7 separate regions of the Homo sapiens genome follow, and regions 1, 2, 4, 5, 6 and 7 are each linked to region 3. A link is a loop called in an ENCODE intact Hi-C map of the cell type or tissue named here. Cell type or tissue: PC-9. All regions are shown on one strand.

The links. A loop is a pair of places that touch in the nucleus more often than their neighbours do. Peaks named below come from ENCODE experiments on the same cell type or tissue, not always from the same donor. Only the 100,000 strongest peaks of a DNase experiment are listed, where the experiment ranks them.
Region 1: it touches region 3 in a loop (11-fold over the local background); 20 of 110 quality-filtered maps call a loop at or near these places.
Region 2: it touches region 3 in a loop (20-fold over the local background); 2 of 110 quality-filtered maps call a loop at or near these places.
Region 4: a loop joins it to region 3, with 6 times the contacts of the local background. A loop is called at or near these places in 3 of 110 quality-filtered maps.
Region 5: a loop joins it to region 3, with 7 times the contacts of the local background. A loop is called at or near these places in 7 of 110 quality-filtered maps.
Region 6: a loop joins it to region 3, with 18 times the contacts of the local background. A loop is called at or near these places in 43 of 110 quality-filtered maps.
Region 7: it touches region 3 in a loop (8-fold over the local background); 3 of 110 quality-filtered maps call a loop at or near these places.

The regions. Positions count from the first base shown.
Region 1 is chr5:57,648,051-57,652,050 of GRCh38, reverse strand. LOC101928505 (a long non-coding RNA gene) reads right to left here and starts at 1,391. Exons shown (of 3, transcript NR_104668.1): 1 at 1,292-1,391. In PC-9, CTCF peaks have their summits at 1,378 and 1,582 (motif pointing left); no DNase peak of the experiment used is centred here.
Region 2 is chr5:58,257,099-58,261,098 of GRCh38, reverse strand. No RefSeq gene overlaps it. Among named protein-coding and RNA genes, the nearest start is that of LINC02101, 140 kb to the right of the region's middle. RefSeq lists an enhancer at 414-1,613. In PC-9, a CTCF peak has its summit at 1,964; a DNase peak (open chromatin) is centred at 1,148; H3K4me3 peaks cover 2,287 bases; H3K27ac peaks cover 3,510 bases.
Region 3 is chr5:57,296,670-57,300,669 of GRCh38, reverse strand. LOC107986381 (a long non-coding RNA gene) reads left to right here. Exons shown (of 2, transcript XR_001742513.2): 1 at 1-1,445; 2 at 2,855-4,000. Among named protein-coding and RNA genes, the nearest start is that of RMEL3, 96 kb to the left of the region's middle. In PC-9, CTCF peaks have their summits at 1,559 (motif pointing left) and 2,276 (motif pointing left); DNase peaks (open chromatin) are centred at 1,539 and 2,269; H3K27ac peaks cover 556 bases.
Region 4 is chr5:57,840,246-57,844,245 of GRCh38, reverse strand. No RefSeq gene overlaps it. Among named protein-coding and RNA genes, the nearest start is that of LINC02225, 57 kb to the left of the region's middle. In PC-9, no CTCF peak of the experiment used is centred here; DNase peaks (open chromatin) are centred at 1,675 and 2,415; H3K4me3 peaks cover 434 bases; H3K27ac peaks cover 3,336 bases.
Region 5 is chr5:57,381,060-57,385,059 of GRCh38, reverse strand. No RefSeq gene overlaps it. Among named protein-coding and RNA genes, the nearest start is that of RMEL3, 12 kb to the left of the region's middle. In PC-9, no CTCF peak of the experiment used is centred here; a DNase peak (open chromatin) is centred at 1,619; H3K27ac peaks cover 2,694 bases.
Region 6 is chr5:57,885,892-57,889,891 of GRCh38, reverse strand. No RefSeq gene overlaps it. Among named protein-coding and RNA genes, the nearest start is that of LINC02225, 11 kb to the left of the region's middle. In PC-9, a CTCF peak has its summit at 1,844; DNase peaks (open chromatin) are centred at 241 and 1,751; H3K27ac peaks cover 2,047 bases.
Region 7 is chr5:58,186,892-58,190,891 of GRCh38, reverse strand. It overlaps LOC105378983 (a long non-coding RNA gene), which reads left to right. Exons shown (of 4, transcript XR_948350.2): 4 at 2,451-4,000. Among named protein-coding and RNA genes, the nearest start is that of LINC02101, 67 kb to the right of the region's middle. In PC-9, no CTCF peak of the experiment used is centred here; a DNase peak (open chromatin) is centred at 2,451; H3K4me3 peaks cover 1,101 bases; H3K27ac peaks cover 4,000 bases.

The sequences.
Region 1 (4,000 bases), 350 kb before region 3:
TCTATAAACATATTACCTTTCCATAATATAAAAAACTAAAATTCAGGTTTTATAAATTTCAAGATGGCTGACTAGAGAGGTCACATGTAAGTTCTCCTCAGAAAGAAGAATGGAACGTAGAGGTAAATAATCAAAACTCACATAGAATATTAAAGAGAGGGTGCCGGAACTATTGGAGAACTCACAGGAAGAAGCTACCATACAGAAAAAGACAGAAGCAAAAGGCTGGCTGAGATCAAACCCTCCTGAGGGACTTGGTATTTCATCAAAAAGGTAAATGTTCTTGGCTCCCTTCACCCTTGCAGCAGACTGCTGGTTTCCAAACTTTAGAGGTCTCCTCTGCTTTCATGAGCCCAAGCACTAGTATGGGTGGTGATTTGGTAACTTTTTGAGGACATCACACCAGACTACCAACTTGCACACAGTCACTCACCCTGTTCCTGGACCCAAGCTGTGGTAGCAGGTGCCATATTTGCTGCATACCCATTGTGAGACTGTTTTCTGCCCAGGTAACCTCAGCCCTTGTGTCTCCACATTGCCAGATCTCCCACAGACATTCCCCAGCACCAGCTGGGATTGTGACAGCCACACAGGCCTGACTGGACCTAGAGAAGCTGCAGAATGCCCATGGCCCAGGTCTCAGGGAGTGCTGCTCCTAAGGGAAGAGAGAGTGCAGCCCACCAAGGAAGTACCTCTTCCCTGGGGCAAAGGAAACCAGAGCACATTCTTTCCTGTGCTTGAGAGCTTCCACTTATGCGGTAAAGTTGACTGTGTCTCTTCCAGCAGAGACAAAGATGCCATGCTCAGCTCTGTGGGAAAGGAATATGTTCCACCCCAGTGGCCATATGGCCCCAGTGCTTGAGCATGGCTGTGGAGAGGGAGACCTCTTTTTTCTACCCTCCCCACAACTACTGCAGAAACAGCCATGGCTGCACGCATAGGAGACTGACATAGGCATGCTGGTGGATGGTCATTCTAGGACTGTTAGGGGTGGATGTACCCCATTGGCAGTGTGCTTACCAGGCCCAGGCTTGCAAAATGGCAGGGCCCTTCCCACTCTCTACATAGAGCAGCAGCATTCCTGAAGCAGAGAAGAGGAGAGCCTCAAAGTTTTACGTTTTGGGCTGAGAAAAGAAGTTCCACACCATAACCACATTGGTAGAGAATCACAGAGCAGGTACCTTTCATGGCTCTCAGATTCACTGCAGCTTGGAGATAGTGAGGTCTGTCTGACCCGAATGTCTGGAGTGCCAGGACAGAAACATGACAGGAAGGTGAATTGCATTCCTACCTGGCCAGGCCGTGGAGCTGAGGTAGAAACCTCAGCAGAAGCCTCAGCACATTTCACCAGGAGCTCCCTCAACCACCCAGTCAGGTCTGGTGCTCGTGTTTACCGTTGGGATATCTGAGGTCAAAGTTGAGCTTGACAGTCCAGCTCCACCCAGCTTTGTGGGTGGTCCACAGAACAGCCCATTGGCTGAAGCAAAAGAGAGCTTCTCTCAGTAAACAAAGATCAAGTATATGCCCATCTGCTTCTGCAGATAGTCAGCTGTTACCTGTAAATGCCACCTACTGGCCTGGAGATTGAACTGCACAGTGTAATACAAAACCTGCTGACACAAGCGCACAACAGTGAGGAATGAGCTAAGATTCCTGAGACTTCCTCTATCCTGATACCCAAGGAGGCAGTGAACCTGCTCACAAACCCACCCAGTATGTAGCTACAACCAGCATTTGAGAAAGCCACCACACAAAAGCTATCTATAACCATGGAACACACATAGAATCCTTGCCACTGAAAGCATCCAGAACCAAAGTAAAATAACCATACACAGCATACAGCATAGTCACATCCTCAAGGAGGAAAAAAATTCCTTTCCAAACGAAAGTAAATTCAAAAAAAAGAAAGAGAGAAGAAGAGATAGTTTATCTAGATGAAAAGGAACCAGAGGAAAAATTCTGGTAATATGAAAAAACAGAGTGTTAAAACACCCCAGTGAATCACATTAACTCTCTAGCAATGGATTCTAATCCAAAGGAAATCTTTGAAATACCAGATAAATAATTCAAAATATTGATTTTAAATAAGCTCAATGAGATACAAAAGAAAATTGAAAACCAACACAAAGAAATTAGAAAAACAATTCAAGACATCAATGAAAAAATTGCTGAAGAGGTAGACATTAAAACAAAACACACACACAAAGAACATCTAGAAATGAAGAATTCATTGAATTACAAAATATAGTTGAAAGCTTTAATAATAGACTAGACCAAGCAGAAAAAAGAATTTCAAAGACAGATCTTTTGAATTAGCCCAGTCAGACAATAATAAAGAAAACAGAATTTCATAAATGAACAAAGCCTTTGAGGAGTATGGAATGATGTAAGACAACCAAATGCACAAGTCATAGCTATTTCTGAGGGAGATGTAGAGAAAGTTAAAAGTTTGGAAAACTTATTTGAGTAAATAATTAAGGAAGATTTCCTTAGGCTTGGTAGAAATTTAGACATCCATTTCTGGAGAGGTTGTGGAGAAAAAGGAACGCTTATAGACTGTTAATGGGAGTGTAAATTAGTTCAACCATTGTGGAAAACAGTATGGTAATTTTTCAAAGTCCTAAAGACAGAAATACCATTTGACCCAGCAATCCCATTACTGGGTATATACCCAAAGGACTATAAATCATTTTATTATAAAGACACATGCACATAAAAGTTCTTTGAAACACTATTCACAATAGCAAAGACATGAAATCAACCTAAATGCCCACCAATGATAGATTAGATTTGTTAAAAAAGTGTAAAAAAAACTTGTCAGCCACAAATTTTGTATTCTGCTAAATTCAGCTTCATGATGTACATATACACCATGGAATACTATGCAACCATAAAAAAAACTCAGATCATGTTCTTTGCAGGGATGTGGATGGAGCTGGAGGCCATTAACCTTAACAAACTAACACAGGAACAGAAAACTAAATACCACATGTTCTCACTTATAATTGGGAGCTAAGTGATGAGAACACATTGACAAATGGAGGGGAACAACACACACTGGGGCCCATTAGATGATGGAGGGTGAGAGGAGGGAGAGGATCAGGAAAAATAAATAATGGGCACTAGGCTTAATACCTGGGAGATAAAATAATCTGCACAACAAAGCCCCATGTCACAAGTTTAGTTTATCTATGTAACAAGTCTGCACATGTACCTCTAAACTTAAAATAAAAGTAAAAAAAAATACTTTTTATGCTACTTTACATAATGAAAATCAGAAAACTCAGGGTTGATCAACTCCTTGTCATTTATGCCTCTTCAGGTTACTGCCATTCATAGATATTTCTCATCATCAATTTTGAATGCAAGATAAAGAGCCCAAAACCTAAAAAAGAGAGAGAGACAGATTTAGACATCCAGATACAAGCTCAGAGAACTCTAGGAAAATGCATTGCAAGATGGACTTCACCAAGGCATATAGTCATCAGGGCCTCTAAAGTCAATATGAAGGAAAAACTTCTAAAATCATCAAGAAAAAAGCATCTAATCACCTATAAAGGAAATCCCTTCAGATTAACAGTAAACTTCTCAGCAGAACCTTTACAAGCCACTATAGATTGGGGTCCTATTTTCAGACTTCCTAAAGACAAAAACTGTCAACCACAAATTTTGTATCCTCCTAAATTTAAGCTTTATAAAAGAAAGAGAAATAAAATATTTCCCAGACAAGCAAATGCTAAACTAATTCATCACCACTAGACCAGTCCTACAAGAAATGTTTTAAGGAGTTCAAAACTTGGAAACAAAAGGTCAATGCTCACTATTGTAAAAACAAATGAATGTACAAAATAATTCACAGGTCTTATAAAACAATTACACAATTGACACTACAAAGCCACTAGGTAACAATTAACATTATGACAGGGACAAAACCTCACATATCAACATTAACCTTGAATGTGAACGGATGAAATCAGGAGTGTCAATCTTTTGGTTTCCC
Region 2 (4,000 bases), 960 kb before region 3:
ATCAGTAGACTTTTATTTATTTTATTTTATTTATTCATTTATTTATTTTTTTGAGACGGAGTCTCACTCTGTCGCCCAGGCTGGAGTGCAGTGGCGCAATCTGGGCTCACTGCAAGCTCTGCCTCCCGGGTTCATGCCATTCTCCTGCCTCAGCCTCCCAAGTAGCTGGGACTACAGGCACCCACCACCACGCCCGGCTAAATTTGTATGTGTGTGTGTGTGTGTGTGTGTGTGTGTGTGTGTGTGTCTTTAGTAGAGACGGGGTTTCACTGTGTTAGGCAAGATGATCTTGATCTCCTGACCTTGTGATATGCCTGCCTTGGCCTCCCAAAGTGCTGGGATTACAGGCGTGAGCCACCGCGCCCGGCCTAAATCAAAAGACATTTTATTGAACATCAGGGCATGGTGAGGTTAGTAAAAATAAACAATAATCAATCTCCATTTTCTGGAAGCCCGAAATTTAGGTGAAAGCAAGGTAGATAAACGAGGTATCTGGGAGAATTTCATAAGCTTTATTTTAAAAATAAAGGCACAAAGTGCTTTTGGGAGGCAGTTAAGTTGATACCAGAGCTTTAAATCTAACTGTAACATTTACTTGAATGAATAAATGCCTTAATTTCAGATGAGCCTCTAGTTTTATCAGTCAATTGCCCATAATAATATCAACCTTCAGGAATGTCGTAAAGACAAACTAAAGAGCTGGCTAATGAATGTGAAAAGTGCTCTTGAAAATGGAAGCTCTTTAATATTGGTTGTTGCTTTTATTATTAATGCTTTTGGTACCTCAAGGATCCAGGGAGGCTTCAGAGAAGAGAGAATATCAGAAAGGTAGATGTCTTAACAGTCCACTGATTATTATCAGTTGTTTACTGAAATTCAAATGTAACTGGGCATTCTGTGTTTTATCTGGCAAACCTACCTTGAACCTACTTGAAATCCAACATTGGGCGAGTCTCCCAGCAAGAGTGTGAGCCAGGCTGGGTGCACTGGGGATTTTCTTGTTGTTCATACCTTCCTACTTCTTCATACTTCATACCGTAGCATCATTAGGTCAGTTTCTTTTTCAATAGAGCATTTTGCTGATTCATGCTCGACTTGTACTTCATTGTGGATCCATAGATCACAGGGCAGATGAGTAGGCAAGAATGCACTTCATCACTCTTGCTCTCAGAGAGAAGGAAAGAGAGCTGGAAATGCCCTTGGAAAGCAGCCTCCACAGCTACCTGGGTCATCTAAATTTGCTACATTCCAAAGGAATGACTGCATCCGAGTGTGATTTTCATCCGCGCTTGGGAAAATCCCCCTGAAGGAACCTGACACTTTTAATCTAAACTCTGGGCAAACTAGCTGCTACTGCATCTGAATGATTTGCAAGCAAATGATCCTACTCTCTGAAGCTTATGATTTCATTTTATTTTATGTTTATTTTCCCTCTCTGAATGAAAAGTACCACATTAGGAAGTCAGTGTTTGTGTGTGTGATTTTTGTTTTACTTGGTTTTGTTTTTATTCTCAAATGAAAGTACCCTGCCAGTAATCACTGGTGTTTTGGGAAGACAACCAGTAGCAGTGCTGGCTCCCTATCTTGGAGTGGATGGGCTTTATGTCCAGGCAGCCATCTGTGGGAGTGGTAGCCTGGAGCCAGGTCTTGGAGCTACCTGTGCATGGTAAGGATATGGTTTTTATTTAGCTTAATTGTTACAGAGCAATAAAAATAACAGTTTCTAAAGATGCTTTCATGAATATTATATATACCTGTGAGAAAATTATAATTGGCTCCATGAAGAAGTTTTTAAAAAATATTGTTAAATTTGTGGCAGCATTGAGTGAGATCTTAGTAGAGCATAATGATGAAAGACCTCTGTACTTCTATGGAGCCAGCCTTTGGTGCCCCCATTGAGGAGAAATGAAATGACTACCATGTGTTCAGCAGCTCTCACTAACAAATGGCATTCCAGATCACCTGACTACTCCCCACAGCACTACCTCTCCAAACATTTGCTGTAAATACTCTTGAGAATGTTACAAATAGGGGAGCATTTTCTTGAATAAACTTTATTTGGCATGGCCATAAAAATCACTTGTTTCAGAATTCTGGGAACTTTCTGGAGATGCTGTGTACTGAGGGAATTGTATTTGCTGATCCCTGTAACAATGCTTTCGGAGTTAAGTGCCTTCTGCCAGACACTTGCCATGGCAGGAAACATATATCTTAGAAGTGAACAAGATATGTGCCTGTTCTTATAAGGTGATTTATGCTGGTTCCAACCTTGACCATGAAATCAGTTAAAGAGAGAGCAACCTCATCTGCAAAATGGCTTGCATCAAAACCTATGTAGGTCAAGAACATTGCTAATGGCATAAACTTTTGTAGTTTTTATTTTCAACTCACTCAAGATTTTAGGGACAGAGCAGTGTGATGGCTTAAAAACTGAAAAATTTTCTCTGCATTTCACTAATATGCCCAGTGCCGTAGGCTTACAATCAATTATGGGCATGGGTGTATACATTTTAGGTGGCAACCTAAATGTGTAAAAAGTGTATAAAATGTATAAAAAGTGACTTCATACACATTAAGTTAGTTAATCTAATGTACCAGATTGAAGTAAAGAAAAGCCTCATTTTCCCAATTTTTTTTCAGGTCACTTTTTGTTCATATATGGGACACATGCACACACATACACCCTTTTCTAAAAACAAAGTATTAATCAACAAAGGAAACTTTGAAAATGGAAACAAGTCTCCAGGGTTCTTGATTACTAGTTTGTTTCTAACTTGTTCCCTTAGTACTTCATTAAAAATAGGAACATTTAAATCTAACAATAATAATGTAGCTTTCTCACTGGAAAAAAGTAGGAATCATAATTAGTCATACCAAAGAGTGGTAGCCACCCTGCCTCAGTAAATGCAGAACTAAGTAAATTCCTGAGTGTTCTTTCTCTAAAGACCCTGGAAGGTTGTATATCATTCAATAAACTTATTTCAGATAGTTGCTATAAAGAGTTTTCAGGCTTCTAACCTAAAGCTCTTTTCCTAGAAGGGGAGATAGCACATGCATAAATAATTACAACACAAGTCTGGTGTGAAAGTGATGGGGCCAAGTTACCCATTAGGCGGGGATGGAAGGCCTAGTACCATGATGCATTTAGGAGCCCATAAAATGTTTCCTTTTAATTTTTTTAAATAAGAAAAAATTAAGTATCATAATAATAATGAATGTATAATAAAAAAAAATCAGCCTAGATTTCATTTATGTTCATACCAATCAGTTATAAAATATCATTTTAATATTTTATTATGAAGAGGCTGATAAGGCAAAAAGTTCCAATGGCCTGTGAAAGTCATTCAGCAGACCCCGGGCCACTGCAGACTCGAAATTGGTCAAGCCCCATAGGGGCTCAGAGGAAGGAGATAGTTTATGGTTGGGGAGAACCAGGAAAGTCTCAATAAAGGAGGTGACATCTGAAGCAGATTACGAAGAAAGGGTGGAATCTTACTTGGGGTAATGGGACAAAGACATTCCTGGTGGAAGAAAAATATATTATAGACTAAAGTTTCTTAGAAAATAGTGTATGTGCCTTTTCATTTACTTTAAGAAGAAACTAAAGGACATTTTAAATTGGTGTGTGCATGTGTGTTGGCCGGTTTGCTTATAATGATGTTTAAATTTTTTACATCTCTCTCAATGCTGTTCTTAAATAATATATCACTAGCCTTAATGAGAAATTATTAATGCAGTGTCTTTGAGAAAATTTCAAACATATTAAATAGGAACCTTCTTTGAAATGGCTGACTATAAGTACAAAACAAGACATATCAGTATGATATGCAAAAAGTATTATGCCTCCTTCTTTTGACTTCTTCTTCTCTGTTTACCTGACTTACAAAGAAGTCAGATGTTGAGATGACCTTAAACTTTTTCTTTAAATTTAAATTAAATTTAAGGATTTTTTTTTAAATTCTGGCAGGAAATGAATAATAGGACTTCCCACCTTAGATAG
Region 3 (4,000 bases):
CAAGAGCCCCTGGCAAACCACTGATGTAAGTCAAACAGTCCAAAAGTTGAAGAACTTGGAGTCCGACGTTCGAGGGCAGGAAGCATCCAGCATTGGAGAAAGATGAAGACTGGAAGACTCTGCCAGTCTAGTCCTTCCACATTCTTCCTGCTTTAATCTAGCCACGCTGGCAGCTGATTAGATTGTGGCCACCCAGACTGAGAGTGGGCCTGCCTCTCCCGGTCCACTGACTCAAATGTTCATCTCCTTTGGCATAGACACAGCCAGGAACAATACTTTGCATCCTTTAATCCAGTCAAGTTGACACTCAATATTAACCATCACAGGCAGTTACAAATGTGATCCCGTAAAAGAATATGGAGCATGGTGATCTACTTGCTTCAAATCAGATCCAGAGATGCACTTCTGGGCTCACTTCCAGGCTCACTTCTTCATTTTACAAATGAGGAAACAGAGGTTACATGGTCTGTTCAAGGCCACACAGCTCATGGCTAAATGACACCATAACCCAATACTCTGGGCTCTGATGGCACCTCAGCAGCACTTACCAGAAAGCATCACGTGGTACCAAGGCCCATATGAGTCCTAGCTGATATATATATCTCCCGGGTACTAATTCCCAGAGTCAGCAGAGGAAATAGGCTTAGGTGATTTAGAATAAAATATCTAGCCAAACAAAATTTAGCCTTTGCCTATATGGAACGTCCCTCAGGACAGTGCAAGGTCACCCCTGTGAACACGCTTACTTGAATAGGACCCCTAGAGTTCTCCTATCACCTGGAGGGCAGGAGGAGGTCTTGGCAGAATCTGTATTAACTTAGAGACTGATACGGTTTGGCAGTGTCACCACCCAAATCTCATCTTGAATTATAGCTTCCATAATTCCCACATGTTGTGGGAGGGACCCAGTGGGAGATAATTGGATCATGGGGACAGTTTCCCCCGTGCTGTTCTCGCGGTAGTGACTAAGTCTCGGGAGATATGTTGGTTTTATAAGAGGAAATCCCTTTTGCTTGATTCTCTTTTCTCTCTTGTGTGCCTTTCACCTTCCGCCATGATTGTGAGGCCTCCCCAGCCACGTGGAACTGTGAGTCCATTAAACCTCTTTTTCTTTATAAATTACCCACTCTCGGATATGTCTTTATAAGCAGTGTGAAAACAGACTAATACAGAGACCCAGCGGGTGGAGACCTCCAGCTCCTCATCCCTCAAGATACAGGAAGTGAGCTGTTCAGGCCGCCTGTTCCCCGACGAGGTGCGTGGTTTTGGAGATTAATGTTAGCGGTCTTTGTGGGAGGCACTAGGAGGGCTCCCTTTAAGAAGCCCAGAGTGCGGAAACACTGATTGTGACATGTGAATGTGCTCCATGAGAAGATGGCAGGTATCGGAACGTGTGGAGGAAACTGAAAAGTAAAGACCGCCTAAAGATTGAAACTACCATTCAGGTAAAAGCAGCCTGACAGCAGACATCCCTTTTTAGAGGATGTTTAACAAACACATCACGTGTTCAGGAAAACAATCTTTCGGCCTTACTAAATTTTGTGCAGACGCTCCTCCGAACAGTGGTTTGCTGCCCCCTAGTGTTCGTTTTTTATTAAAAAAGTTTAACACACCCTGATTAGTCTCTTTCCTTTTCTTCTCAGCCTCTCCAAAGAGAATCATCTCTTGACTGTCACTGCAATAGCCAAATTAAACCACAAATTATGTGAAATTAAAAGCATGGGTGTTTTTATCAACACAGAGCCCCTGTATGACAGTTGTTTAGAACAGAAACATGCTCTTTTTGCCTCTCCTCCAGCCACCACCCACTCCACTACCATGATCAGTAAGGTGGGAAGGAATCCAAAGGGCCATAGGACAAAGCCAGAACCACAAAAGTCACCCTTTCTGTCCCTCCAGCAGGGACTTTTTAAGGAGAGGGCAACTCCCTATCTGAGGGAAGCCATTAGCTATCCCGGAGGTTTCCAAACTGGTTACTGGGGGAACAGTGTCTAAAACACATAGTTCTGAGTCTTAGCCCCAGCGCTGTCTTTTAAAACATTTTATGTTTTTATATACAAAAAGCCTTCTTGTATTCTTTGTATTTGCATTTTAACAATGTGCATATGTCATTCCATATATACGTTAAAATTACTTATTTAAGAAAATGACTGCTATGGCATTTCTTGTTGGACACCAAATTTAAACATTTTTTATATGCTGCACTATTAGGCAAAGGTGATACCGATGCTTTCTCTGACGCCAGGGAGTTTCCAAACCGTGGAAAGCTCTTTGGCCCCCTCTGCTGGTGAGTGATACACTTGTAAAAGAATATCAAAGTCCACTACTGGTGCCTTAGCCAAGAACCTCACCTAAGCTGACAAACATTTGTTGAGGAGTTTCATTTCTGTGAAAGATCCCATTAAGCTCTCCGGGTGTGTTCTACATTCACTGCCTAAGTCAGAGGAAGAGCCATTTCCACTTCATGTTTCTGTAAATTCTAAAGGCCTTTTCTTTCTTCAGCCAATATTTTCATATGCTCAACCAAAATCTTTTCTGAAACTCAGAGATGCCTTTCTCTCATGCTGGAACTATAAATAAAACACCAAATACAGGTTGAGCATCCTTTAGTCGAAATTCTTGGGACTGCTTGGGACCAGAAGTATTTGGCATTTCAAAACGTTTTGGGTTTTGGAATTCTTACATTACACTAGCTAAGCATCCCCAGTAGGAAAATCTGAAATGCCCCAAGGAGCATTTATTTTATGCTGGCCAGCATTCAAAAAGTTTTAGATTTTGGGCCTTTTGGATTTCAGATTTTGAGACTAGGCATACTCAATATGTAGTAAATTTGTAACTTTTTCTTGCTTATCAGGTAAGTTCCAGGGGACAGAAACAAGCTCTCTGAAGACTCTCATTAATCTTTGCTGTCCGAAGCTACCTTCTCCATCTCCTGCTCACCTGGGAGGACTCCCTGGAGGAAGCCAGGAAAGGTGAAAATCCATGTATCTCTTCACATTTGGAGAACAAAGGGAATTCAAGAACAATTTTATGGATTTTCTTTGTTTTTTATTAATTAAGACATGCCTGTTTTAAATTAGACAATAATTTTTTAAATATCCTTCAGATTATAAAATGTAAATTGTCATGGCCTCTTTTAAAGGCAATTCTACAGAATATACTGTAGTCTCTTTTTTTTTTTTTTTTTTTAAGTTTTTTGTAGAAGTGAACTCTCACTATGTTGCCCAGGCTCATCACAAACTCCTGGCCTTAGCAATCCTCCTGCCTCGCCCTCCTAAAGTGCCGGGATTACAGGCGAGAGACACCACACTGGGCCTGAATCTACTTTAAAAATATTTTTCAAATGTCATACACTATTACCCAGCAATTTTACTAGTGGTGTCTCTCCTAGAGAAACATAAACATGCGTTCAAGGAGGCTTGTACACGAGTGGCCCCTGTGGCACTGTTTCTAATAGCTAAAAAATAGAAAGAGTCTTAACTGCCCGTCAGTAGAGGAATGGCTAAATAGATGGTTATTTGCTAAGGCATCCTATGCAGCAATTAAAAAGGGATTAGAGAGTTTACATTTACTAACATGGACACATAACAAAAAAAAGAACCACTGTGGAGTGAAAAGGTATATTATAGAAAGATCCGTACAACGTGGTAGCATGTATTTTAAAAAATTCTGAATTCTCCCCAAGTACATATATAACCATGCAAATACACAGAAAATCTCAGGAAAACCACATATAACGCGGGAAGAGGGCCAGGAGTGGTATTTAATAGGGCCGGCCTTGGCTCTAAAGTTTTGTTTTCAAATGTAATGTCTTTGTTAATTACTTGAGTAATTTAAAAAGGTAACAACCTCTCCACCCTCATCCAATCACACCTTCCCAAAAGTAATCACTTTTAAGAGGCTTTCATAACTTTCTCTATGCTCACACAAAGATACACAAACACAGATGTGTTAGCAGCAGTGAACCCATATGGGTCTGCAGCAACTCAATTCTTGCCTC
Region 4 (4,000 bases), 540 kb before region 3:
GTATTGGAGAGACTGTCAGTTCTTAAATTCTTTTTTAAAATACTCAAAAACGCCGCCCGTGTGAGCCAGAGAAGTCTCTGTGGGTGCTTGATTTCCACAGGAACCATTCATGGTCTAGGTCTCCCAGGCTTCAGACTGGCAGCTTCCACAGAATGAGCGAAACCCTGCAGGACAGGGCCAAATCTGATGGCCCAGGTATCAGTACTGGATTAAGAATACACCACTTAAAGATCCAAAGGAGCAAAGTTGTTAAGATACTATTTTATTGGGTGGAATCAGGACAAGGGCTACCAGTTTCTACTGAACAGGAAAAGGGCAAGGAAATGATGCTGAGTACATTGATATACAGGTTAAAGAGGATGGTGTTGCAAAAATGTATGATCTGCGTGGCCTGACCAGGTAAGAGGCCAAGAAACAAATGGGCACAGATGCCCTGTGAGATGCTGAAGATGCTGCCGTGCTGCCTGCCTGAGTAGCAGAGAGAACGTGCCAAAGAGGAGTTGCCTTTTCTAGAGAACTGTTTAGTTTGCAACTAATACATGCTTAATGGGGGTTGATCAGTCTAGCAGATATTTTCTTTTCGTTTCTTTTTTGATTAAGTAAATTTTTAATTTCAGAAGAGTTTTAGATTTACAGAAAAGTTACAAAGATATTATAATACAGAGAACCCCTGTGTATTCCTTACCCATTTTCCCCTGTTGTTAACATCTTACAATTGTATATTTGTCACAACTGAGAAACCGATATTGATGCATTATGCCTCACTTTATGTGAATTGCACTAGCGTTTCCTTCATAGCCATTTTTTCCCAGGATCCCACTACTTTACATTTAGAGGCATTTTATGTTTATTTTCAATCTACCTTAATTTTTAAAGAGAAAAATATTTGCTCACATTTATTAAAGGAGTACTCAAATAAATCCCCAAAATGTATTAATATTATTTTAAACTGTAGTACACTTTCTCCAGGCAGATCAAGCTAAATTCTCTTGTGTATAAGAGTGTACTTAGAGTGCACAGAGGCGCAGTAGCCAAACCACATGGTTCAAATCACAGTGCACCGCTTTCTATCTGGGCAGCCTTGGAAAAATACTTAAGTATTTAATCCCTCTGGGCTTTAATTTTCACATCTATAAAATGGAAAGTGATAGTACATTACCTCATGGATGTGATATGTACATTAAAATTAATAATACATATAAATCACTGAGAAGAGTGCCTGGGTACATAGTGAGCATGGAATTAACCTTAGTTGTTATTACTGTTACTATCGCTATTTGATTCCAGAGTATCCTATGTATTTCTTTTCTTGACACTCATCACACTTTTAAGTATGTCTCATATTTGTCTTCACTTCCAGATGGCAATTTTCATGAGTTCAAAGACATTCCTACCCAACTCATAGTGGATGTTCGGGAAACAGTCTCTTAATTGTCCATCCTGACTGCAGAGCCATCAAACAATGACATGCAATGTGAAAGCTTGAAGGAAGAGAAAGTGAATGAGGTGAAGATAGACAGACAAGCAGATAAATGGGATATAGAGACACAGAAATATAGTCAGGGAAGTACAAAGGTCAAATGAGAACAATTTTTTAAATTGCAAAATAAAAACTATATTTATATGTACAACATGATGTTTTGAAATACGTATATATTGTGGAATGGCTATATCAAGCTAATCAACATATGCATTACCTCACATACCTATCATTTTTTTGTGGTGAACACACTTCAAATTGATTCTCTTATTAATTTTTAAGTATGTAAAACATTGTTATTAACTATAGTCTTTATGCTGTAGATCTCTTGAGTTCATTCTCTTTAAATTTTGTTTCCCAGCCATTGATATATGACACTCTGTCTCCACTCTTAAACTCATTTTCTCTTCGTGTGTTACATAAAACTGAAAGGGAATGTATTTTTCTGAAATTAACAATTTAAAAGTTCAGCAGGAGGACACTGCCCTTTCAAGCACTGGTAATGAAGAATGGCAGAAAGAATTCTGGATGGAATTCTCAGCTACAGCTTTCTGGTAAAACTGGCATTAGTGATGCACAGGAGATGAACACGTATTATATTGAAATGGCATCAATATTCCAGTTTCTTGCCAAATGCCTTGAATAGCTGATTGTGCTTCATGTACAAATGTACACTTGGGCTCTGTGAATCCCAGGCACAGATGTCTGTAAAGCCACATGTATTTCTGCCATAAAGTCCACTTTAAAATGTGCTCCACTCTTATCCAGACCTCCAGTCAAGGAAGTTGTTAAATCCATTTTTTTTCTTTTTTCCTGTACTTTGTTTTTGCCTTTGAAATATTGCTAAGCAGTTGTCCCACAGGGTGGAGGTGGAATTAGCAGCTGCAGCATTTCTTGTGCCACCGTCATCTCTTTGGTATGTGGCTTCCTTTCACTCTCATGCTGGGGAAGATCCCACCCATCCTTTGCATTCCTCCTGAGCAAGTTGTGTCAAGGAAAGTCGAGAGAGGAAGCGATTCCCATCCTATGGGTGTCATCAAATAGGAAGGTTTTAATTAGTTTCTCAGGATGTTCTCAGTTTCTGCACTGAGCAGCCCTTCCCTTCTTTGGCATTAAAGCACTTGGATTCTTCAAGAAACACACAATTTTGCTCTGTTAGGCACTAAACTCTGTGTATTCAAATGTAATAAGGAGTCATGAAGCCTGTCTTTCCTAGCACTTACCATGGTTGTAATCTTACATTTATTTGTATAATTAGTTGAGCCATGACTGTCTCTTCACTATGCTCAGGATTCTAGGAAGGCAGTGACATGTCTAATTTTGCAATCCATTGTATCTGCAGGCACTCAATAAATGGTTTCAAGATAAAATAACGAACATATGATTGAAAAAACTTCTCCTACAGCAAACAAAATAGAACCTGATGCATAAGTGACCCTTAGAGATTGCTTCTGCCTGACGTTCCTAGAAGAAGAAATGATGATCATATAGTATTTTCTGTGTACCAGACACTATTCTAAGTGCATCACATTGATTTTATCTATTAACCTTCATAAAACACTATGACCTAGATTCCACCATTATCCCCATTTTACAGATAAGAAATATAAGACATGAAGGGAGAGGTTTAGTGAAATAGCTCAACATCACATGGCAAGAAGGTAAAGGGAGACCCTGGAGTGGAGCACGGTCCAATTGGCTATAGAGACTGTTCCCCAATCCACGATGTGATTCTGCCTTCTGGGATGCAAATGGAGATAGTGCTTTGGATTCACAGAGTGTAAGTGGCATGAGTGATAGTAGTCCTAGCTAGCCATGAAAAAAAAAAAAACCTCAAGTCTGGACAGATGTAGATATGATCATAAACCATATTTGAATATTTGACAGAGAGATACAGACATACACTTCATATGTAACAAGATCAAGGACTATGTATTATCAGTGGAAAAAAAATACAGGCAAAAATTCTCTCTTGAATGTCTTTAAAGTCAAATATACTCATAGACATGTATTGAAAAATCTTACTCTTTTTTTCTAAAATATCACCTTAAGGGTTGTTGTCATTTGAGAATTCATATTATTGCCCACTCCTCTCCAGTTACTTCATGGAATACTGTCAAATTCCAACTGGCTGAAGAATAGAGGTTTTATCCCTTAAAATAAGATTTCGGTATGAAGAAATGTTCCTACAGAACTGAAAGACGTGTAGTTCATGCCAAGTGGCATTTCAGACACAAAGAAATGGGTAGGAAAACATTTCTCTTTTCTCTGAATTCCCATTGCACATTGGGCCATTTTTCTTTTTCTTGACATTTAATGTATTGTATTCTTACATCTGTGCACAAGTTTTACCTCCCCACAAAAACTATAAACTCTTTAAAACGGGAACTGTGCCTTACAGTAAAAGGCAGTGTGCTGGAAAGAAACTAACAAGACTTTTATTAGCAAGTGGAATCATCACTTACTATTTGCACAACCTTGGGCAAGTTAACTTCTCCTAGTCTTGATTTATTCCTCTAT
Region 5 (4,000 bases), 84 kb before region 3:
ACCCATGGGCAAAATCTCCTGGCAGGGTCCCTTACAGCTCTACCCTCTGCTGGGCAGGGCCATTCCCCCTGCAAAGGCCAACAGCATCTCTCGATCTCTGGGCAAGAACTTCATGTTTGCTGACCCATACTCACTTCTCTTGGCCAGAAGACATTTTTTAAGACAGGGTCTTGCTCTGTCACCCAAACTGGAGTGCAGTGGCACAATAATAGATAACTATAACCTTGAACTCCTGGGCTCAAGGAATCCTACTGCCTCAGCCTTCCAAGAAGCTAGAACTACAAGCGTACACCATCATGCCTGGCTAATTTTTTATTTTTTGTAGAGGCAGGGTTTTGCTATGTTTCCCAGGCTGGTCTCCAACTCCTGGCCTCAAGTGATCCTCCTGCAACAGCCACCCACAGTACTGGGATTACAGGCGTGAGCCCCCACACCTTGTCTGATGTTGTTGAGGCACAGATGTGTGTTGAAAAAAGTGAAGCCTGCTCCAGGCTTCACAGGGGAATTCATCTTGCTAATCACACCTATTTAATTTTTTTCATTTTATTTTATTTTATTTCATTCCAGGATACATGTGCGGGACATGCAGGTTTGTTACATAGATGAACATGTGCAATGGTGGTTTGCTGCACCTATCAACCCATCACCCAGGTATTAAGCTCCACGTGCATTAAATATTTATCCTGATGCCCCCCGACTCCGCCCTCAAAGAGGCCCAGTGTGTGTTGTTCCTGTCCCTGTGTCCATGTGTTCTCATTGCTCAACTCCCATTTAGAAGTGAGAACATGTGCACTCATAAGTGGGACTTGAACAATGAGAACACATGGACACAGGGAGGGGAACATCACACACCGGGGACTGTTGTGAGGTGGGGGGAGGGGGGAGGGATAGCATTAGGAGATGCTAAATGACGAGTTAGTGGGTGCAGCGCACCAACATGGCACATGTATACATATGTAACAAACCTGCACATTGTGCACATGTACCCTAAAACTTAAAGTATAATAATAATAAAATTTAAAAAAAAAGAAGTGAGAACGTGGTGTTTGGTTTTCTGTGCCTGTAATCACACCTATTTTAATATAAAAGGTTATATTTAGATGATTAGAAATTAGTAACCATACAGCTAGTAGAAATTATTGCTCTCTTTTCTAAAATTCTCGGGATTGCAAAGATCATTAACAGCCAACAGAGGCAAAGACAGTCCCTAAGTCCATTTTCAGTGTTAGAGCTTCCTGCACATTCCATCCAGAACGATCATCCAGCCCTTAACAGGTCAGCACTCTTTCCCATCAGATCCTGCCTCGGGTGCAGCTCTGCAGCACTGTGTCCACAGGAATCTCAAGAAATCCTGAGACCTTAGCAAAAACTGTACAACGGTTCTTTAAATTGAAAAAAAAATGTAAAAAACGTGCATCAACACTATTTTGCATTAGCTGCGTCTATGCATGTCATGTAGGTTGGAAATGAATCATCACTTAGAAATTATTTTGGTGCAAAAGCTAAACATAAAGACTCCACCAAATAAACAGTTTTTATAAAAAGGTTTTATGTGACAACAGTCCCTTCTGGGGCATCAACTCCCGGAAATGATGAAATGTGACTCATTAGCATGGAACAACTCATATTCCAAACAGAGACTGCAGTTACTGCTGGGGAACTCGTTCCCCAGAGCAACGTTCTTATCTCTCCGCCTGCTGGCCAAGAGGCCAGCCTGGGTGATGATGCAGCATCCTTTGCTCTCTTGCCCTTATCTGATCAGCTTTTGCTTCAAAACTGAGCTGGATCATTTCCACTCTGCAAAGGTAATGGCCCAGCATGATTCTCACTCCTTTGATGAAAGCCACAGAAATCCCTCAACCTACAGCAAGTTCCCTTTCAGGAGATCAAAGCACTAGTTTAGCTTGCTTATTGCCCACAACTATCCACTATCTTAATAGTTAATGTCCTAAATAGTTATCTCACCCTATAATTGGGACCCCCTTTTTCCAAATTCTAGTATAACAAGACTCTTCAACAGGAGAATTTCTTTGCTCGTTTATGTGAATTATGCAAAATGGAAATTACATGTGTTGAAAACCAGGAGAAGGGGGGAAAGCATAAGGAATAACAGAGAGTGGTGAAGTGGATGGTAGAGAAAGGACAGTGGGTTCATAAGGATCATAGTAGTTAACATTAATTCTGTGCTTACTGTGTGCCACATACTGTGCTAAGCAGCTTGCATGTATTAACACTGAATCATTACTGTAACTCCATGAGGCACGGACTTCTCAGCAAACCCATTTATGCAGATGAGAGTCTGGAGGGCTAGGAAGCACTGCAGAACCACCAACCATCTCCTCTTCTGGGTTCACAGCAAACTAGGCTTTTGTAGTAGGTTGGATTGTTGGCCCCATTTCTTTCCCACCCTGTGTATCCAGGCCTGTTCCATGTGACTTTACAGCCCCTCACACTAGAGACAGAAGATAATTACCAATTGATGTGACTTGGTTTTGCCCATGAGATGTGAGCAGACATAATGTGTTTGCCTGTTTGGGTTTGCCCTCCTGTAGTGTGTGAATCATGTCTCCTAAAAATTTGTGTCCACCTGGAACCTCAGAATATGACCGTATTTGGGAATAGGGTCTTTGTAGATGTAATTAAGGTAAGGATTGAAAGGAACTTATGATCATACTGTCATACTAAAGTAAGGCAGGCCCTAAATCCAATAAAAGTGCCCTTGCATGAGACAAGACGCAGAAACATGAAAAGAATGCCAGAGGACAGAGGTAGAGATTGGAGTAATGCTGCTACAAGCCATGGAAAACCTGCAGCCACCAAAAACTGGAAGAGATAAGTAAGGCCACTTTCCTAGAACTTTTGGGGGGATCATGGCACTGCCTACACATTCATTTTTAACTTCTAGCCCCCAGAACTGTAGAAGAATAAATTTTCATTATTTTAAGGCACCAAGTTTGTAGTATTTTGTTATGACAGCCCTAGGAAACTAATACCTGTCCTATGCTTCTGCCATTACCTGGACAAGAGCTTCCTTCAGGTGGCTGCTGCCCTTTGAGCCTGGACTCTAACATGATCATATGGGTGTAGACATGAGTCCAACTCACAGCAAAGGGTCAAGCCTAGCCAGGGTTGCAGCTGAAGCAGAGCCACCCAGTCAAGCCCAGCCTAGCTCAGCCAGGCTGCAGCCAACCTGCAAGCCATGAGAGTAACAATGAATGCTTAGCATTACTCTGCTTTATTTTATTTCTTCCATAATGGGAACAAGGCAGGATAAAAACCCTCATTCCCTGTGGGATGAAATGAGATTTAGAAAGGTGGAGACACTGGGCAAAAAGGATAAGTAGAAGTCACTGCAAACACATACACCTGCTTCATGATTTTGTCTGGGGCCTCCCTGGCCAAGGTGATGCTTCTTTACCTTTCTATACAGTCAGTCCTGCATTTATCCTCCACAAGCAAACTCAGTGGACTTGTTCACAGTGAGGATTACAGCCTGTTCTGAGCAATGGCTGGACAGGTCACTTTGGCCCAGCTGCTCTCCCTCAGTTGGTCACCCTAGAGCCACATTGACCTTGCTGGGAGGTCATCCCCTCCCAAACAGTTTGTCCATCTTTCAGAGAGAAGGGCTGGGTCTATGTGTGTCCACTTTGCCAAAAGTGGGTCAGAAATTTCCTCTATGGTCCATTTTTCCATCAACAGTCACAGCTGAGTATTGCTTCTTTCAAACTCAGTTGGCAACTGGGCCAATGACTAGAAGACCTAATAGCCAAGGAACAGTAGAGAAATTGATAAATTTTCTCCATCCGTTCATCATCCATCCATCTATCTATCCATCCATCCATCCATCTTTCTTTTTTTTTATTATTATACCTTAAGTTTTAGGGTACATGTGCACAAAGTGCAGGTTTGTTACATATGTATACATGTGCCATGTTGGTGTGCTGCACCCATTAACTCGTCATTTCACATTAGGTATATCTCCTAATGCTATCCCTCCCCC
Region 6 (4,000 bases), 590 kb before region 3:
CTGCAGAATCAAGGTCTGCTTTCTGGACCTGGTGCAGAGCTCCACCTACTGTAGTTGACCTTCCTCTCCAGTGCAGGTTGGAGAGTGAGAGCAGCAGTACAGTGCTGAGGCTAGGCCTCCTACAACTCTGGTACAGCACCAAGCATTTGAATCGTTTTGATTATTCCACACCAACCTTTGGGCATTCTGTACTCACATGTGCTCTCGCCCATTTGTGGTCAGTCAGGGCATGCCTGTGGAATTCCTTTTCCCGTAACAGTTGACTCATGGCAAAGCGCGCTTCATTTGTCAGGTTGCAGGAGAGAAAATTCCAATCATGCTCCAACTTGCAGGGTGGCCTCAGACCCTGGAGGTGAACTGCCCCTCAGAGCACACTGACTTTCGTCTACCCTCCCTTCAAGTCATCTCACCACTTCCTACTCAACCTTCACATATAACACAAATGCTACCTTCTCTGTAGCCTTCACTGACCTGTGTCATCAGTGACAATTGAGAAAACTCCACCTGTGACCTCATGTGACACTGTACATACTGTATCTTTACTATATGACAATTCTAATGTAGTCTTCTGATTACTTGCTCGTGTAACTGTCAGCCTCTACAATAGTTTTTACATCAATCCCTTTAAAGATTGTTCTAAATCTTGGATTTTTCTCATAGTTAAAGCACACACACATCTTAGGAGGATTACAGACATCTTGAAGTAGTCGTTCACTTTTAGGAATCTGTGGATCCAATGTTAGGAACTCCCACTCAAGCCCTGTATATCATCATTTGTGTTTTCTTTGCAAATCACAGCGACTGGAGCAGCATAGGCATTTGAAAAACAAATGAATAAATGAATGAACAAATGACAGTCTACCTAAAAGAATGACAAGATTTGTCCTAAAAATGAATGCAAAAGGATCTACAATTGCCCCAGAGAAAACTGGGTATTAGAGGGCCTCTGGAGAAACTGATCAACTCGTGGTGGCAATACATTCCAAAAAAGGCTTTATAGATTCATTGATCTGATCCGATTTTGATTCTCTTTCTAATGCTGCTGTGTAGTGAAGACCATGGATAGAGGGCAAAATTAGTTACACTCAGTTTCTGAAATACAAGCTATCACAATTTTTCACAGGGGCACAGGTTAAATGAGGGGAGATTATTTTCCCTTTTGGTCCTCTGTTTCTACTGCAGACTATTCAAAGGCAAATGGAGATTAATGTGTTTTGCGTTTTTGGAAAAACGGTGAAACTTCATCTACCAGTCTCTCCTTACAGATGTATCCCATCTGTTTCTGTTGCATGGGATTACAGCTATAGGCCTGGCATTGAAGGTGGTATGCACCCGGAGGGCTACCATCCTTCACATATAGGGGGCTGCAGTAAAAGGCTGGGGCATGGTGGGGCACAGGGAGCACTTTGTTCAGCTTCACAATAATGCCTAAAAGCTCTCAGACTGCGAGTAAACTCATTCTCCCTCATACCTGTCAGGAGAAGCTCTCAAACACTGAGAATTGAGGCTGGCCTCCAAATATCAGTATGAACAGCCCCTTAGAGAAGGGGCCTTTCAATCTATAAAAATCTCTATTTTGTCTTTTGTATGCCATAGCTTTAAGACACAGAAATTATTTCCTCTTCAGTGTTTCACAATATACCTACTTGAATAAGCCTCAATTTGCTTTAAAAAAAAATGAGAGAGAGAAAGATTATACAGAATTATTTTCCTTTGATGGTAAAGTCCACCTTCTCCCAGGGGCAACTGGCAAACTCTTATCCTCTGCTGCTTCTAGAGAAACGCCCAGTAATGAGAGCTGCTTTCCAGGCTCCTGTGATCAGCTAGAGGTCTCTAGTGGAAATCTAGGGCAATCACAGCTTTCGTCAGGTGTGGCTGCCTGGAAGGGCCCTGACAATAGTGCACATGGTTAAGAAGAACTGATAACAGCCACTTTCCAAACACATAAATATGTGGATTGACTAGAATTCCATTAGCTACATGTCTCCAACTTTAAGGATTCTTGGGAATTTCGAGATCTGGCTTTGAAAAGCGAACAAAAGATGCAATCAGTTTTTGCCTCTTTTTCCTTCTTGCCTGCTCAGAAACCATCTCTAGTTAGAGAGGTTAGAATCCTGAGGAGCTCTGAGAATATTACAAATGTGAGACACATTCTGCCATAAAAATTAGGGGCGGTGTGAGACTATGTAAATTCTCACAAGCTTGTCAAAAGCGGTAGGTTTGTAAATATCCAAGCTCCATGACAGTAGCATAAGGATAAGAATCTTTTCTTATACACAAGATGCCCAAGTGTTGCAGATTCTCCTTATCAGGCATTGCAGCATTTCAGTGTCTTTTTCTTTTTTTTTTTCAAATAAGGAATGACCACATGATTCTTTTAAGAAGGAAAAGACCAGCAAGAATAGAGAAACCCATTATTGGGTTTCATTTGTTTGTAGAGCCAACAATATCATTTCAGTAAAAAACAAAACACAACAAAAAAAGTGCTTCTAATACATAGTCAATAGGAGCCTTTAAACTTGCATGGATGTTTGGGAAGAAACTCTATTCTAATGAATAAGAATCTTCCTGCTTTTCATCCTTGAGGATAGAATGTGATTTACTGCAGTACCAAAAAGTATGTTGAAAATATTTACCCCACAGGGGGCAAGTAAAATTACAGTAGAGGACACGGTGGCTCAAGCCTATAATCCCAGCACTTTGAGAGGCCGAGGAGGGCAGATTACGAGATCAGGAGATCGAGACCATCCTGGTCAACATGGTGAAATCCCTTCTCTACTAAAATACAAAAATAATAATAATGATAATTAGCTGGGGGTGGTGGCGCGCGCCTGTAATCCCAGCTACTCCAGAGGCTGAGGTAGGGGAATCGCCTGAACCCAGGAAGCGGAGCTTGCAGCGAGCCGAGATCATGCCGGGCCACTGCACTCCAGCCTGGCGACAGAGCGAGACTCTGTCTCGCAGGGGGCAGGGGGGAATTACAGTAGAGGAAGCACGGGTAATTTAGCAAATAAGTGGATTGATCGTGCCAGTTTCCATTGCAATCACAAGATCCAAAACCTTCAGCTGGCAGTTGCCGCTATCAATAGGATTGTGGCAGGCCTGTAAAGGGTAGGGATTGGTTTTGGTCACCCGCATTAACAATTTTGAAAAGCGTACCATAATTATGACTACAAAGTCAGCACATTTTAAAGCCTAAATTAGGGAATCAAACAAACACATAAAATAAGTAAAGAAAAAATGTTCATGAAAGGGGAGGATTTTTATAGCAACACCAACAACAACAAATACCTCTAAGCATTGTTTCTCAACGTCAGAATGTTCAGATTCTCTTAAGGCCCCCACCTTAGGCACCTCTGTAATACTGCATGGTTCTGTATTTGTGCTACCAAGAAGCACAATTGCTTGCACTTGCTTGTTACATGACTCTATTCCTGTTGTAATAAATACTTCTTTATGTGTGGCAATATCAGTCCTCTTTAGCCCTGTGTCTGGAGTGTCTGGTGCAGTGTAACTTTTATCACAGATTTGTGAATTGCATTCATAATTAACACATGAATGTAATACAGTGACATATTTTCCAAAAGAATACTATTAATTATAATAGTAATGAATAGGTCCCAAGTAATAGGTCCCAATAGATAGGTCCCAAAGACATTTGACCAAACTGTTTATATTAGATTGATGATGTTCTTGTATTGGCAGACCATAAAGCTAGAAACAAACAAAGAAACAAAAAAATGGGTTATAGTTAAAATACTTAATAAAAGGAAAAATAAAATTCAAAAAAGAAAGTAATTTTTTTAAAGTTTCAGGAAATTTCATTACTCTTTTAATGGCTAAATCTCATTTGTTTCTCCTAACAACTCACTGAGGCAGATGTTACACCCATTTTACAGAAGAGGAGAAGAAAGATTAAGGGATTTTAAGAAGAGAGGATGGGCTTTTAATTCTTGTGACTCAAACAACAAACAAAATCACTGGCCTCTTTTTAAGGAGG
Region 7 (4,000 bases), 890 kb before region 3:
ACGTCCTGTCAAAACGAGGGTTCAATAGATATGGAAACAGCATTAGGTGCAAGGCCATGGCACCCCCAGCCACTGACCCTGAGATTGATTGGGTACTTCTTCCTGAGAGAAACTCAAAGGAGATACAAGAATGAAAACAAATTTAGGGAAGGAACACTTTAGTAATTAACAAGACACAGTCAGGGAACTATTTTGCTCAGGGAAATTAAATTCTGCTGACTTAGAACTTAAGCAGATGAAAAAGACTCTCTGTGTATGTTTACCCTTAAAGGACAAGTTTTTAATTTTGCAGATTTTGCCAATGCAATAAAAGAAAAAAAAATACAGTAAAACCAGAGAGAAGAAAACAGAAATGGAGTAGAGAACATTAATCTACTTTGAGGAGGATGACATCCAAGCGTGGGAAGGGTTCTAATCTGCTTCTTTAAAAATCAGCCTTCTTCCTTTATCCCCATATGTTTCTGTGAACTCAATCTGCAAGCAGCCAGGAAAGAAGAGATCAAATGTATGAGCGGGGCAAGGGAAGTACCTGTTTTCATGTGTATTACCCCATTTGTATGATTTGCTCCACAGTTTTGAGAACGTCTTAAAATATCTGAAAAATGCATTGAATAGTAATTGTGAGAAGACACAGTAGGTGAATTGGACAATTATTCTCATGATTAGCAACAAATACTAAGAAGGAGGAAAACAATTATCTAGACATGAAGCTGTCCCCTGTAGAATAATTTACAATGTCCTTCTGCACATTTTGTCACTTCTGTTTGTTTGAGTCTATAATGTGCTTATGAAAGTGTTGTCTGTCTTGGCACACACATCAGAGGAGTCCAGGTAGAACCTAGAAATGTAGTTACCCAAATTAGGTGATGGTCAGCTTAAAAATCACTTTAAATGGCATGCTTATACAGTGACTAAGTTGATGTTTGTGTGTGGCCTTATTCATCTGTTACCATATTTACCCAGTGTGATTTTGGGGGAAAAATGAATGCCCTCCTAGTCAGTCATACTCCTCTTCATCAATATTAGTTCTGATTACTTCAACTGAATTTCTTAATGATTTGATGTTTAATGTTTAAAGCCTAATTGTTTATCAGCTATTGAAAATAATACATGGCTACTAATTAAGATGCTTTAAAATATACCAGTGATTTTTATTTCTTTAAAACAATAACTTAAAACAATAGCTATTAAACTCTAGATAACTAAAATTGGAAATTATTACCCAACAGAAACTCCACACCTGATCTCCAACTGACAGGAGTAGGGCTTTATCAGAATATCTGAGAGGGAGAGACAGAGATTCTGCTCCCTCCATCTCGTTAGCCCCTGCTGAGCCAGAACATGTGATCTGAAGCAGAAATGGAAGGAAAAGCAGTTTTTGCAATGCTATAGAGACAGAGTGCCCTATCCCTACCAGCCTGTAAGTTGGAAGTTCCATGGTGTCACAAAAACTAATTAATACTAAAGTTAGTACTTACTCTTCCTTTCTTATTTTCCCAGGAGGATTACTGTGAATAGGCTTGCCTCCTAGGCCACTCAGAATTTGTATGTTGACAAAATATGTCTCCTTTGGACATGTAAGGAGATATAAAATGTATGCAAAGTCACATCATATTATTTGACTGGGCATTCCATTTTGTCAGTTTATATTTTATACTTTATTATTTTAGGGGCAAACATCTATAAAAACAGGGTTCTGTATTGTCACTCGGGTTTGGTTCATGCTCAGAGTTTTCTTAACAGCATTCCTGTTGTTGTATAACTTTAAAATTAGATGAGAACAAAAATTTCACTCTGAAGCCGGAACAACATGGAACCTGGATTTTGGGTTAAATTGCTTAAAAGAATAATCCCCACTTTCTTTCTTTTTTCTGATGACTATGTTTTGGGGCTACTCCTAAGTCTTGTCCTCTGAGGCCACCAAGCCATGCATATCTAATCCAATAAAATTAGAACGTGAGATTCTCCAAAGATTCCAAGTGTCTTAAGGCACTGAAAATACAGACATGATGTTTTCATATAATTCTACACAGTTATTATTACAAAGTGATTTATTTTAACTTTAGATTAGGGAAAAGAAAATTTGTATGTAATTTAGTTTTAAAATAATATATGTTAAAAATAATTTAAATAATAAATTAAATTGAATCCTTAAAAGAATAATTGCAGATTTGGAAGAAAAAAGCTTTATCCAAGACTGTGGATACTTTAAGGAGTCTGTTAGCTTACTTTCCCTTTACTTTCAATTTGCAATTGTTGGAAACTATACTGGATATCCACCACTAAAACACAATCAGCTCTTGCTTAGATTAAAAATTTCTAAGGCCTTTAGCTTTGATTTCAGTTTTGCAATATGCTGTAACTGCCAGGACAGTGACCCCTGGTGAAGACAAAGGTTTGAGTATCAGATCGCTTGATATGATTAAGCACATTCCTGTTTCATTCCACAGATACCAATATTAAGTCAGACGTGAAACTCCCTTTTGATGCCTATCACTATGCTCTGACTCGCTGCACAACTTAACCTCTTGGTGACTCCAGTTCCTTGTTTGCAAGTGGAGATGAACAGGTCTGCTGTGAGGATTGAATAGAATAATACATGTAAAAGATGCGTTATTTGCTTGATACCCAGCCTGGTACACATGAAGGATTACTAAATAGTTTACATGAACATTATTACTACCTAATTGTTTTTAATTCAGGAAAATGTAGAAGCTACAACATCAGAATATGCTTCTGTAGTAGTACTTTTGCCTCTAGTTCAGTACCCTGTCAACCACCACATGAAGTGGTGTAACAAGACATAATTGAAACACTATTGTAATGAAAGGAACACTAGACATGCAGTCAGAAATCTGGGCTCAATTTCTGAAATGCATGTAGCATTTACCATATGCCAGGTACTGCTGTTAAGTATTTAACATACATTAACCTAAGCTGTCATAACAATCCAGTAAGGTAGGTGCTGTTATTACCCTCATTTTCTGATGAGGACACTGATACAAAAGAAGTTAAGTAACTTGCTCCAAATTATACATATTTGGCAAGCTATGGAGCCAGAATTTGAACCCAGACAGGCAGCTTCCAGTCCATGCTTCATAGCCTTTGGACTCTGTGAGCTTCAGTTTTCCCAACGGCACAATGAGAATAATAATCTTACAGTCATCTCACAGAGTCCTTGCAAGAATTTAATATGATGGTAAATCTAAACTGCCCTGGAACTGAAAAAGACTGTACAAATATAAAGGATTATTGTTATTAAGATTCTTAACCAAAATGCATCACTATCTGTATAAACAATGAGACAGGGTATAGCTGAAGTAATACCACTAAAGATGTGATGTTATAAGCATTCCAAGTGCCAAGTGCCAACAAAAATATTTTTCCCAGTGAACCTCAATATCTCAATGTTATTACCTGAAAGAGAAATTGAAATTATTTATCATTTTTTGAAGGTACTATTTGAACACTTAAAATTGTTTACTCTCTAACTTTTAGAGTTAATATTTTTTCAGAATGTCAAAGAAGCTCTTCTTACATGTTCAGAAGTGACTGTAGCAGGGCATGTTTAAATGGGCATGTAAATGTGAAGTCCTGTCCTATGAATGGTAAACTCACAGAGTGAATTCATTTTGCCTTTTGGGTCAGTGTAATTACCTATTGATTTTTAGGAAAGAAAGAAAAACTGACATTCACAACCTTTGCTCTTTAATTTCTGAACAGAATTACGGCCTAAATGGAAGAATGATGTTGTTTATCTGTTAGCACCTTTCAGAGACAAGGCCAATACTTCAAATTACTTGTGCATAATTGGTGCTCAGTAAACATTTTTGGGTTAAAAGCTTAACCCCATACAGATAGTTCCTGCTCCATTAGACAGATTCATATCACATTCCTAATCAAGCCTCTGATAGGCAATATGCAAAAAAATAGCAACTGTAAACCTTTATATCATTCAAAGTTATAAAATTATAGTCTAAGACATCAGTGGACATCAGCA